Regions from separate parts of the Homo sapiens genome. Here region 2 is linked to region 1. Evidence: chromatin loops called from intact Hi-C (ENCODE). Cell type or tissue: HepG2. All regions are shown on one strand. Links, peaks and the distances in the headings refer to the core of each region. The heading gives the core; the rest is flanking DNA.

What was found. A loop is a pair of places that touch in the nucleus more often than their neighbours do. Peaks named below come from ENCODE experiments on the same cell type or tissue, not always from the same donor. Only the 100,000 strongest peaks of a DNase experiment are listed, where the experiment ranks them.
Region 2: it touches region 1 in a loop (13-fold over the local background); 1 of 110 quality-filtered maps calls a loop at or near these places.

What each region holds. Positions count from the first base shown.
Region 1 is chr3:14,298,521-14,304,637 of GRCh38, reverse strand. No RefSeq gene overlaps it. Among named protein-coding and RNA genes, the nearest start is that of LINC01267, 51 kb to the left of the region's middle. In HepG2, for the core only: no CTCF peak of the experiment used is centred there; a DNase peak (open chromatin) is centred at 2,837; H3K27me3 peaks cover 1,474 bases.
Region 2 is chr3:14,655,119-14,660,040 of GRCh38, reverse strand. CCDC174 (coiled-coil domain containing 174) reads right to left here. Exons shown (of 11, transcript NM_016474.5): 3 at 4,412-4,512; 4 at 1,112-1,170. LOC124906215 (a long non-coding RNA gene) reads left to right here. Exons shown (of 3, transcript XR_007095827.1): 2 at 851-950; 3 at 1,251-1,329. Among named protein-coding and RNA genes, the nearest start is that of CCDC174, 5.8 kb to the right of the region's middle. In HepG2, for the core only: no CTCF peak of the experiment used is centred there; no DNase peak of the experiment used is centred there.

The DNA.
Region 1 (6,117 bases), core at 1,136-5,135:
TTCTGTCATGGCCCAGGGACACCAAAGAGGGATGGCAGGACACCAACACAGTGCTTATTTTCCCTCCTGGGACTCTGGCCACTTTCCATCTGTAAGCAGTGCCCAGAGCCACATCCAGCTCCAAGGTGAACACATGGCCACTGCAGAGGGGAGCTGGCTCCTGCCTCACCAGGTCTCTAAGCAACTCCACCCTTCAGGGGTGCATTGTGGCACAGAGGTGCCAACTGCTCCTCAGCCCCCACCTTCCATTCAGTGCCTGGCATTTCCTGCTGGGCACCCTGTGTCCTGTTCTTCCCATCACGGCTGCAGTTCCAGGATCTGTAGCCCTCAGAAATAACAAAAGGCCAAAGGAAAGAGCGAGAGGGCCCACCTTGCAGAGTCACAGGGAGGACGGAGGTGATGTGCACAGGACCTGGATTCTGCAGAGCGCGGGGTCCAGGGCTGGCTCTGTGATTTGTTGACTGTGTGGCCTTGGGTGGGTTCCACAACCTCCCTGAATGTCTGGTAGGGCTCTTTCTGAAGCTCATGACCAATCCCCTGCCCACTCAGTCCAGCAACCTGGGCTTGCAGGCCTGTAATGGAGGGATGCCAGCAAGGACAGAGCACAATAACGTGTGTGCCAATGTAAACGATAAAGTATGGTGTCCTCATACATTTCATAAATATTTGCTGAGAAGCTTCTAAGTTCTGGGCACTGGGAGGGATCCAGAGATGACTACAGCATCTCAGGGAGCCCAAAGCCAAGGGGAGGAGCCAGGACAGGGTCTTGCCATCTGCCGCTCACCCCCACCCTGTGCTCTGGGGACCGCTGCATCCTCAGGCTGTGGACTAGGAAGCTGAGGGTCACCCAGACAAGAGGAGGTGCTGGAGGTCACACAGTGAATATGCCTCGCTGGCCTTCCTGTCTGGCGTGTCTTCCTCTGCCCCCATCCAGGTAGGCTGGAGTTGGGTTTTGATGGAGGAGATTTTGGTTAGGAAGATGAGAGTGGTGGTAGCAGTTCAGGGCCAGGGGGAGGGACAGGAAGCACCAGATCAGTTTTGTGGGCAGCAAGTAGGTCAATGTGGTTAAGACACAATTGTCCCTGGGGTAGCAGGACAAGCAAGGGGATGAGCAGGGAGACAGGGTGCCAAAAGGCTCTGGGGAGCCTGAGGCCTCAGCCTGAAGCCACAGGAGTGTCGCCTGCACATCTGGCCAAACCCTAAGCTCTGAGCTGGGGACACACAGGGGAATTGAGCACTTCTCTGACCCCAGGAGCTCATTGCCTTGTCAAACAGTCAGAAGTGGAAAAGGGAAAGTGCAGGTGGTTGAGGAGCCAGGGAGCCGCTGGCCCAGCCTGGGCAGCAGGGAGGGCTTTTGTGGGGATGCAGGTCCTAGCCTGGATCTGAAAAGCTGAACAGGAGCCAGGTAGGTGGAAAGGGGTGTGGAGGACCCAGAAGGAGCGGCGACAGCAGAGGCCAAGGCTCTGCAGCTGGAGCCAGCGTCTGCATCTGCGGTGGCAGGAAAGATGAGAAGGGACTCAGCCCAGAGGAGAGAGGGAACCCGCCCTGAGCAAGAGGAGAGATGCCTTTTCCTCAGGGTGGGCAGAAGGAAGGAGAAGGCAGAGGGTGGTTTTGTGGATGCTGGGAGTGGGGTGCTGAGGACTGGATAGGGGATTAGGGTGACAGGTGGTACCTCTGTTCTCATTCCCACCATTCCCCGCCACCCCTCTACCCCACTGCTCCAGCCATGTGGGTCCCCTGGCTGCCCCTCCAGCATAGCTGCACTCTCCTGTCTCCAGGCCTTTGTGTGTGGGGTTCCCCTGGCCTAGAAAGCCTTCTCCCATTGTCTGCAGGGCTCACTCCTAGTCATCACTCACCTGTGCTCGTGTCTCCTCCTCTTATGGGTCTTCCTCGGCCACCCTCTTCTCCCTGACCTCCTGTTTATTCTGCTTTGCTTTTTTCCTGAGAACATACTACTTCCTGACATAGTATATATTCATGGTCTTATTTGCTTATTTTCTGTCTCATCCAATGAACATGTAACTCTCAGAGAATTTGTTGGTTTTGCCCTGGATGTATGCCTGGCACTTAGTACCAGGCATGCAGTTGGTGCTCAATAAAAGGGTGTTGGGTAAAGAAGTGACCCAATGAAGCAGGTGAGAGGTGGTGAGGTAGAGTCACTGGTGACTATCTTTTCTCCCTAAGACACACTTGGGAATTATTTACCCTCTGCACACTGACTGGGCAGGCGGACAGCCTTCCCCTGTGCCTTGAGCTCCTAGCCCTGTCTGCTCACCTCTGTGGAGACCCTAGGTTCCCACCCTTGGCCCCTGGTGTTGGCAGAAGGGGTCAGGCTGGGAGGGACAAAGGGACTGTAGTTTTGCTGGGAATGGGCATGGTGAGAGGGCTGGAGTTGAGAGGTTCACTCCAGATTTCAGGAAGCTTCCACATGCTTGATCCCACCACCATTCCCAATGCAGGGAACTCCTGGATTGCCGTCTCCACCAAGCTGGCCCCGGGAAAGGCCTACGGCCATTTTTGCAAATCAACCACATATCTTAAGCCCCATAAGCAACTGTGAAATAATATGAGATGAAACAGTGGCCACTTTCAGGGAGTAGAATCAATAGGGGTGGGGGCAACTCGGACCTTCTCTTTTACTTTATTATATGTCCTTTTATGCCATTTCAGTTTGTTTCAAAAATGAAATATTTAGGTCTAAAAGAAATGAAGACTTTACCTTTCAGGTGATTTTTCCGACATGTGAAATGACACACAGGCAAGGGAGTTCACCAGCATGGTTTGCTTCAGCGAGAGATCAGAGCGCCCTAAGTGAATGCCAGTGGGTGTTGCGAAATAGCCAGCGGGGCCTCCATGTAAGGGAATCCTGTGGACAGTAAAACAGAGTCAGGCGGCTGCAAGGTTCCGGCACGGTGCAGGGCATACAAAGCCCTCACTGGGGTGCGGGCAGCATCACACGCTCCCATTTGTGTAAACGATGTTTAGAGTGTCTCTGGACCAGACACACGACAACCAGCAGCAGCGGCTGCCTCTGGGCAAAGGAACCGGTGTCCCGGGCTCACAGGTGGGAGGGGAATGACTTTCTTTTTATGCTCTTTGGTACCCTTAAGATTTTGTATGGAACCTCCTCAAAAACAACTAGATAGAAGTTTAACAACAATTTGTTTTTAAAACATATCAAAGTTTTAGAAATAATTCTTTTTGAAAGGCATGGGGGAAGGGAGATAAAAGATGACAGATTTTTGTTCCAAGCACTGACGCACTCTTTGACCAGTGGGTAAGTCACTGGCTGTCTCTGAGCATCAGTTTCTGCCAAGTGTAAAATAAGCCAAGTCTCCCCGCTCAACGTGAGCAGTGTCACACAACTCCAGGGGGTGCCATTCACATTGCAGTCCATGTGACTGATCCCCTTGCAACTGTGCAGTGCGCAATGTAGGCAACTGGAGGAGGTGGCCCGGATATGAGGCGGAAATGGGAGAGTGGACAGGAGAGAGCTTGGCTGTCATGAGGGGTAGGGTGTGCACATGTGAGTGTGTGGAATGTGGCAGTGTGTTCCTCTGAGTGGGTGTGTACTTTCTGCTGATGTGAGTCCTACAGACACAGGCTGAGGAAAAGAGATCACCTCCTCTCTCCCAGGCTCAGGCTCCTGGGTCTTAAGAGCCAGGATTGAGAAGGGCACCCGCAGGGTGCTGAGGTTTCCCACTCCATCTTCCAAGGGCCCGCCACCCAGCAAGCTGTTTCTTCAGGCCCTTTCCATGTTGGCTCAGAACCTCCGTCCCCACGGTTGGGGTAGGAGAGAATTCCTCACGTCAAGATGCTTTCTGCTTTTCCAAGTGCAGAGTCAGAGCTAACTTGACTCAAATTCCAGCCTTGACTCTTTCTTTGTCACTTGATTAGAAACAGCTCTGACACTTTCTATTCCTGGGACCTTGGGCAAGGACCTTCAACTCTCTGAGCCTTAAGTTTTCTCATCTGTGAAACGGAGGCAGAGATGGTGGCCACCGCACAGTGTTGCTGTGAGTGTTAAATGTCCAGTGAGGTTTGACAGGTGGAGTGACTCACGCCTGTAATCCCAGCGCTTTGGGCGGCCAAGGTGGAAGGATCGCTTGAGGCCAGGAGATCGAGCCTGGGCAACACAGAGAGACCCTGTCCCTACCAGAAAAAAAAAAAAATTAGCAGGGCACAGTGGTGTGCACCTGTGGTCCCAGCTACTGAGGAGGCTGAGGTGAGAGGATCGCTTGAGCTCAGTTCAAGGCTGCAGTGAGCTATGATCGTGCCACACAGCATTGCAGCCTGGGTGACAGAGTGAGATCTTGTCTCAGAAAAAAAAAAAATTTTAATGTCCAGTGAGGTCAAGCACATAGTAGGCACTCAGTCAATGCCAATTCCCAATATTAGCTCCTATGGACTCTTGGGTACTCCTTATATACTCTGGGTGGGCTATGTTGATACAGACAGAAAACACCTGAAAGGAAACATACCCCACACTCTCAGCAGTGGTTGTCTGGGGAATAGGAGGGTGCTATTAAGCGCATGCATGATTTTAAAATCAGTAAAGTTGTTTTCATTCTGAAAACGAAGAAACAAAGTGAAAAAAGAGAATAGGTGAAGCCCAGAGGAATTTTAGGGTAGTGAAACTACCTAGTATGATCTAGTCATGGCAGACACGTTATGATACATTTGCTCAAACCTATAGAATGTGCAACACCAAGAGTGAGCCTCACATAGACTATGGAGTCGGGGTGATGATGATGTGTCAAGGTAGTTCACTCATTAACAAGTGCACCTGCTGGTGCCCCATGTTGGTGGTGAGGACACTGTGTACGGGGTGGGGGTGGGTGTTGGTGGTGAGGACACTGTGTGTGGGGTAGGGGTGGGTGTTGATGATGGGGACACTGTGAGTGGGGCCTTCTACCCTGTGCCAGCTGGGTCCCTGACACAAGGCCAGTGCTCGTAAACATTTGGGGCCTTTCTTACCTGGCCTGGGCTCTCTCATGAACCACACTCCCTCTTCCACAGTCAGGGATCTGGGTACCGCCCTCTTGTGTAGGAAGAAGATGCCACCCCCTTACACCTTCAGCAGGGAGAGGGGTCTCTCAGGTTAAGACCTTGGGTAGAGGAGGGGGACATCCGTGTGCAGAGGACCCCAGCTAGCCAGCCAGCCTGGGGCCAGTTCCTGGGGGCCCCAACTGATCCCCAGGATGACCTTCAATTATATGCCAGCAGGCTGGGTCAGAGAGAGCCACACAGCCCCTACTGGGCACACAGATGGGCACCTCTCCAAGGCCTCACACTTAACCTCAGGATGGGGGTGCAGGGGGCAGGGGCCCAATTCCCATCATCCTTCTCAGGTGGCAGAGAGTGGCCTTTGCCTCCTGATTGTTGTGCGACCTTGCATGGCTGGCATCCTCTCTGGCCCATCAGGTTCTGTTGATCCGGGTTCCTGACAAGCCCCAGGGGCTTTCTGGGCTGGGCCAGGGGTCTGCATGGCAGGGAGGTGAAGCAGAGGTCTAAAGAGTGGGCTGGGGCCAAGCCTGGGAGACTTCCAGACAAGCGCCAAGGTGCCGACCCCTCAGACACGCTCCAGGCCTCCCTGGCAGCCTCTCAATCCAGGCCTCTGGGGCTCACGAATGGCGGGGCCAGCAGATCTACAGGGGAGATGGCAAGACCACCAGGACTTGGCAGAAAACAAGCACAGGTGTCTTCTGCCAGACTGCCCAGCCTGAAATCTACAAGAGGAGGAACATTTACAGGAAGTGGCTCTTCTGGGCTCCTTCACCTGAACCCTGAGACAGGAAGCAGACTCTGGCCAGGGTGGTGTGGTAGGTGGGTGAGGACCTGAGCCCCACTTTTAATCCACCTCCTCCTCTACCCCGCTGAGTGCCTTCCGGTGCAGCACTTCCCTGGTGGAGCCTCAGAGCCCAAATCATCATTCTGTGGTCACAGACAGTAAGTGCCCTGTCCGTCTTAAACTGAGAAGTCCACCCTGGAGTGACAGATGCCTTCAGGAATGGCTGGTAGTGACCATGGCTAAGAGTCTGTTCAGACAGGCATGGGCTGGAGTCCTGGCTCGCCCACTGGAGCAACTGGGTCATCGTGGGCAAGTGACCCTCCCTC
Region 2 (4,922 bases), core at 596-4,595, 360 kb before region 1:
TCCTGCTATACAGGGAAAGTGCCCCTGCTGTCTGGGAAGAAGCGGTCAGGGACCTAGGACCAGCCTGGCCTCTCTCCTACTGTACCTGGGCCCCAGCCATGCTAGGCTAGGTGACTCTGTTGACCTCTGGCCCTGCCCTCCTCAGCTGGTCTGCTTACCAATCTACCCCTGCAGGATCCCTTTCTCCAGCTTGCCAAAGCTAAGCCCAACTTCTCCCAAAAGACTTCCCTGATTACATATTCACTCTCCCTGCCTCATAAAATCTCTTCTACTGTTGTCTAATTATGGATTGGGTTTTTTCTGGGGGATATGAGAAAAGGGAGTTTTTTGTTTTTTTTTTAGAGATAGGGTCACACTCTGTCACCCAGGCTGGATCATAGCTTACTGCACCGAGGATGCAGTGGCATGATCAACAGCTCACTGTAATCTCAAAGTCCTGAGCTCAAGCCTCAGGCTCCTAAATAATGGGACTATAGGCATGAACCACCATGTCCAGCTAATTTTTAAATTACTTTTTGTAGAGACAGAGTCTCACCATGTTGCCCGGGCTGGTCTCAAACTCCTGCCATCAGGTGATCTGCCTGCCTTGGCCTCCCAAAGTGCTGGAATTACAAGCGTAAGCCACTACACCCAAACAGATTTAAAGCAATTATAAGCACAGCACAGAAAAAAAATTGAAAATAGAGGGAAAATAGGGAAAGAAGAAACATAACTCTAGCACCTAACAGAACCACAATTCCACCCAGCCCAACCCACCCTGTTTTAGCACAGCTGTAATTGTAGGTAATTGCGGCCTACTCAGACATTGTTCCCTAACTTTGCTTTGTTCTGTGTCATTTTCCTCCACCAGATGACCCTGCCTTGAGGGCAGAGACAGAGGATCTGGCTTCCAGTACTTGTTTGTCCCTTCCAGGCACCTAACATGCTGCCAGGCACCCACTAGACAATTGGTAAATTATTGCTGATTTTCTTGTCTCTGTGCAGCCATGGAAAGTAAAATTTTGACGTCTAAATTTTCTCTCTACTCCTACAGTTATTTTAACAAGTAATGTAATATCAAAGGGCTGTATGCATTATAGAAAATGAAGTAGAAATAACAAATTTTATTTACCTATAAAGTCTCCTTTAGTCATTTTTTCATATAATTTGGCTTTTTCTTCCAATTTTTCCCTAGGAGAAAAAAAATACAAGTATTAGAAATGGTCTTATAACTGTTCATCCTGGTTGCCCCCACACTCCCTGCCTGACAGGTACCATCTGCCCATGAGGCCCAGCCTGTCAAGACAACCACAACCAGCACAGACCACACCATCCTGAGGAGACCCTCAGACCACCCTGCCCCATGTCTGCTCTGCCAAGGAAAACAGAAGCTCCGTGAGTGCATGGCCTGTGTCCTCTTATTTATTACTTGGTCCCAGGGCCTAAAATAACACTTGGCACACAGTAGGTTCTCAATCAATATTTGATGAATGAATAAGTGGATCAACTGACTTAAGAATCCAACAACTTAATTTAACTGCCAACTTAAAACAAATGTCAACATTCCAACAAAGCAGCCTCTCTGCTCACAGTAATTCTGATGACATGTATTTTTCAGTGGTACAGACCATGAGAGGGTAAGCAATTCTTTATTCTGGAAATACTTAATGATGGTAAAGAGAAGCCCCAAAGAGTTCTCTTGTGGATGATCTGCGAGTTCTCTTGTGAATGACCACTCTTAATCACAATGTCAGAAACATTCCTCTTTTATTTTACACATCCATTCACCAAGTACTTATTGCACACCTCCTACCTGCCAAGCACTGTTTTAGGCACTGAGGACTCACAGGAACAAGAAAAAGTCCCAGCTTCCTGGGAGTTCCCATTCTAGAGATGGAGAAGGACAATAAAGAAAGGAATGAAAAGGAGGACCTGAGACTGTGAGAAGAGCTGTGAGGGGAAGAAACGCATGCCAGCAGAGAGGCCCCTTGACATGCAGTAATGCAGTGCATGGTGGACCGGCTCACTCATATCAGGCTTCTAAGACCCCTATTTTGGAGGGCTCTTACTGTAACTAGCTGGTCATCAGAGGATCTTACTGTTTTAATGAAAAGAAAACTAGAAAAAATTTAAAAGTCAAACAGAACACAAAGCAACAAGTGTCAGGTTAGAGTGAGTGGGCAGGACACTAACTGAGAGAGGGCAGTCAGGGGAAACCTCTCTGAACATGAAAACGGAGCCATGGCTTGCACAGCAAGAAGCAGCCAACCACAGGAGGATCTGGGGGCAGGGAAGGCAGGTCAGAAAAAGGAAAGATTAAGTGAGGATGAGCTTGACATTTTCAAGAGAGACCAGTAGAGCAGAGGGTGCTGAGCAAAATAGAGAATGGTGCAAAATAGAGACAGAGACAGGCAGGGATGAGAGCACGTGAGAAAGGATATGAAACTTGGTGCAGTGTAGCAACAGTTTTCAGGGGTTAGGAACAGACTACAAATGGATAATTGAGATCAAGGAAGGTGTCAGGGAAACGGCCGCTGGATTTAGTGGATGAGGATGTCACTAGTGACTTTAAAGAACAGTTTCTTCTGTTGAGTTAGAAAGATGGGATTCAGAGCATGAGAGCAGGGACACTGCCTGCAACCTCTAAGTGCCAGACACTATTTATCTCCTTTAATTCCCTGAAGGACTTCATAACCTAAGTATTAACCACCTCACTTCATAGATAAAGAAAGAGTCTTAACAGATAACTAACTTGCCCAAGGCCTTCTACCTCAGAAAAGCCTGGGACTGTGCTTGCGTGTTCTGAGCTCTGGAGGGAGGCAGACATCCTGCAGTTGTCTTGACTCCCACAACACAGCAAAACCAAAGTGCTTCATAAAAGTTACTGCATAGAAAAAGCACAGCAAAGTGCCAAGAAAAACTCTTGATACACAGAGCAAAATAATAAAAGATCATGGTAACTTTGGACAAAATTAAAATTCTGAGAATATGTCCAAGAGTGGGAAATGTCTCAAAACTGATCATATCTTTAAGTAAAGCCTGAGGTCTGTTGGGGACAGGTCAAATGCTAAGAAAATGTCCCCAAATGGGCTAATATTCTGCCTTCTATCTTCAGACCCAAGATTGCTGAGCAACCTTGGCAACTACTGTTTGGGACCACAGAATTTTATTATTCCATATATCCAAAAGCACATGTAGCAGTCATGCCAAACATTGAAACTTGGGATTCTCTCTGAGGGTGATGCTGTCTTTTCTTTAGAAAAATAATAAAGATGGAATGACAGAATTAGAAAAATCATCATTCTGAAACCAGCAATGTGATAACTGATAACTATCAAGATTCATCAATGATAACAAATCATTGCATGGAAATGAGTTGGTGAAGAGGATATTCACACAGTCTCCAAATTTCCCACTTCAGATTACTATTAATTACAAATTGGGGAGGCACCTTTACAGTGGTGAAACCAAGCATATATACCTTAACCAAGTAATCAAACCTATCAACACCAATAACGACTCAAACTGACCTTATGAGCCTCCTGATGTGATTCAATGGGAAGGACACACCACTGCCCACATAGTATTCTTACCAAAAACATTTCATACGACTCTAATTGGTTGTGGGACACTGCAGAAATAACTGGCCTGGACCCTTTAAAAACGTTAATGGCATAACAGACAACCAAAAGGCAAGGGAACAGTTCTAGATTAAAGAAGACTAAACAGATTTGACAACTACAAACAATGGGTAATCTTTGAATCCTGGATTTTTTTTTAAATCTATAAAATACATAATTGTACTGGGATAACTGGTGAAATCTGAATATGGACCACAAAATAGATAATACTAATTTATCAGTGTTAAATTTCTTGGGTTTGATAGCGGTATTGTGGTTATGTAGGAAAATGTCCTTGTTCTCAGAAGATATAGGCTGAACGACTTACAGGGAAAGTATGAAGCTTAAAGTCTCTCTACACACGCGTGTGTGTGTGTAAGAGAGAGAGAGGGAAAGCACATGTGACAAGATGTTAACTGGGGAATTTAGGTGAAGAATATTAGAATGTTCTATGTACCCTTGAAGTTTTTCAAAATAAAAGGTGGGGGGGAAGTTTAGGGTTTCTAAATTCTAGTGTCATCCCACCTAGCCCACACCATGGGAAAACCTCTTAAAAATGTATTGATAATCTTAGTGTCTAACAAAGGCTGACAGCAAGAATGTTTCATCTTATAAACTGTGACTATGTTTTACCTTTTTATAAGACTACAGATATATCTGCAAATTATATTATTTTTAGAGTACTTAGAGCATTGGGCTAGAAGGATGTTAAAAATAAAATTTGTAAATCAAAAAGGACAAAATTTGAACTTCCATTTCTCTGCCTGGGTAGCCTCAAAGCTAACTATATTTACCAGAGCTTATAACTTTACCTTGCTTTGTCTAAAGTCTTCTGTTCTTCAATCTTCTGTTCAGCATCCTTCTCAGCTCGATTTGAAACGCCTACATTCTGTTTGCTCCAGATACTTGGTTTCTGGAGAATAATTTTAGAAGACAAAACAGAACCACATGATTGCCAAAAAATCTCTACTTGTGCATCAGGAAAAAAAAAAACAAAGGAGATCATGAGTTCTTATGAATCAATGGAGATAACTAGATAAGCTGTGTCCTACAAAGATACTGACTATACATGGCAAGCAGGAGCTAAAAAAAGAGCCCTCAATTATATAAATAACTTTTTTTTTTTTCTTTGAGACAGGATCTCACTCTGTCACCCAGGCTGGAGTGTGGTGGTGCGATCTCAGCTCACTGCAGCCTCAACATCCTGGGCTCAAGTGATCCTCCCACCTCAGCTTCCCAAGTAGCTGGGAATACAGGTGCGCACCACCATGCCTGACTAATTTTTTTTTGTAGAGACGGGGTTTTGCCATGTTGCTCAGGCGG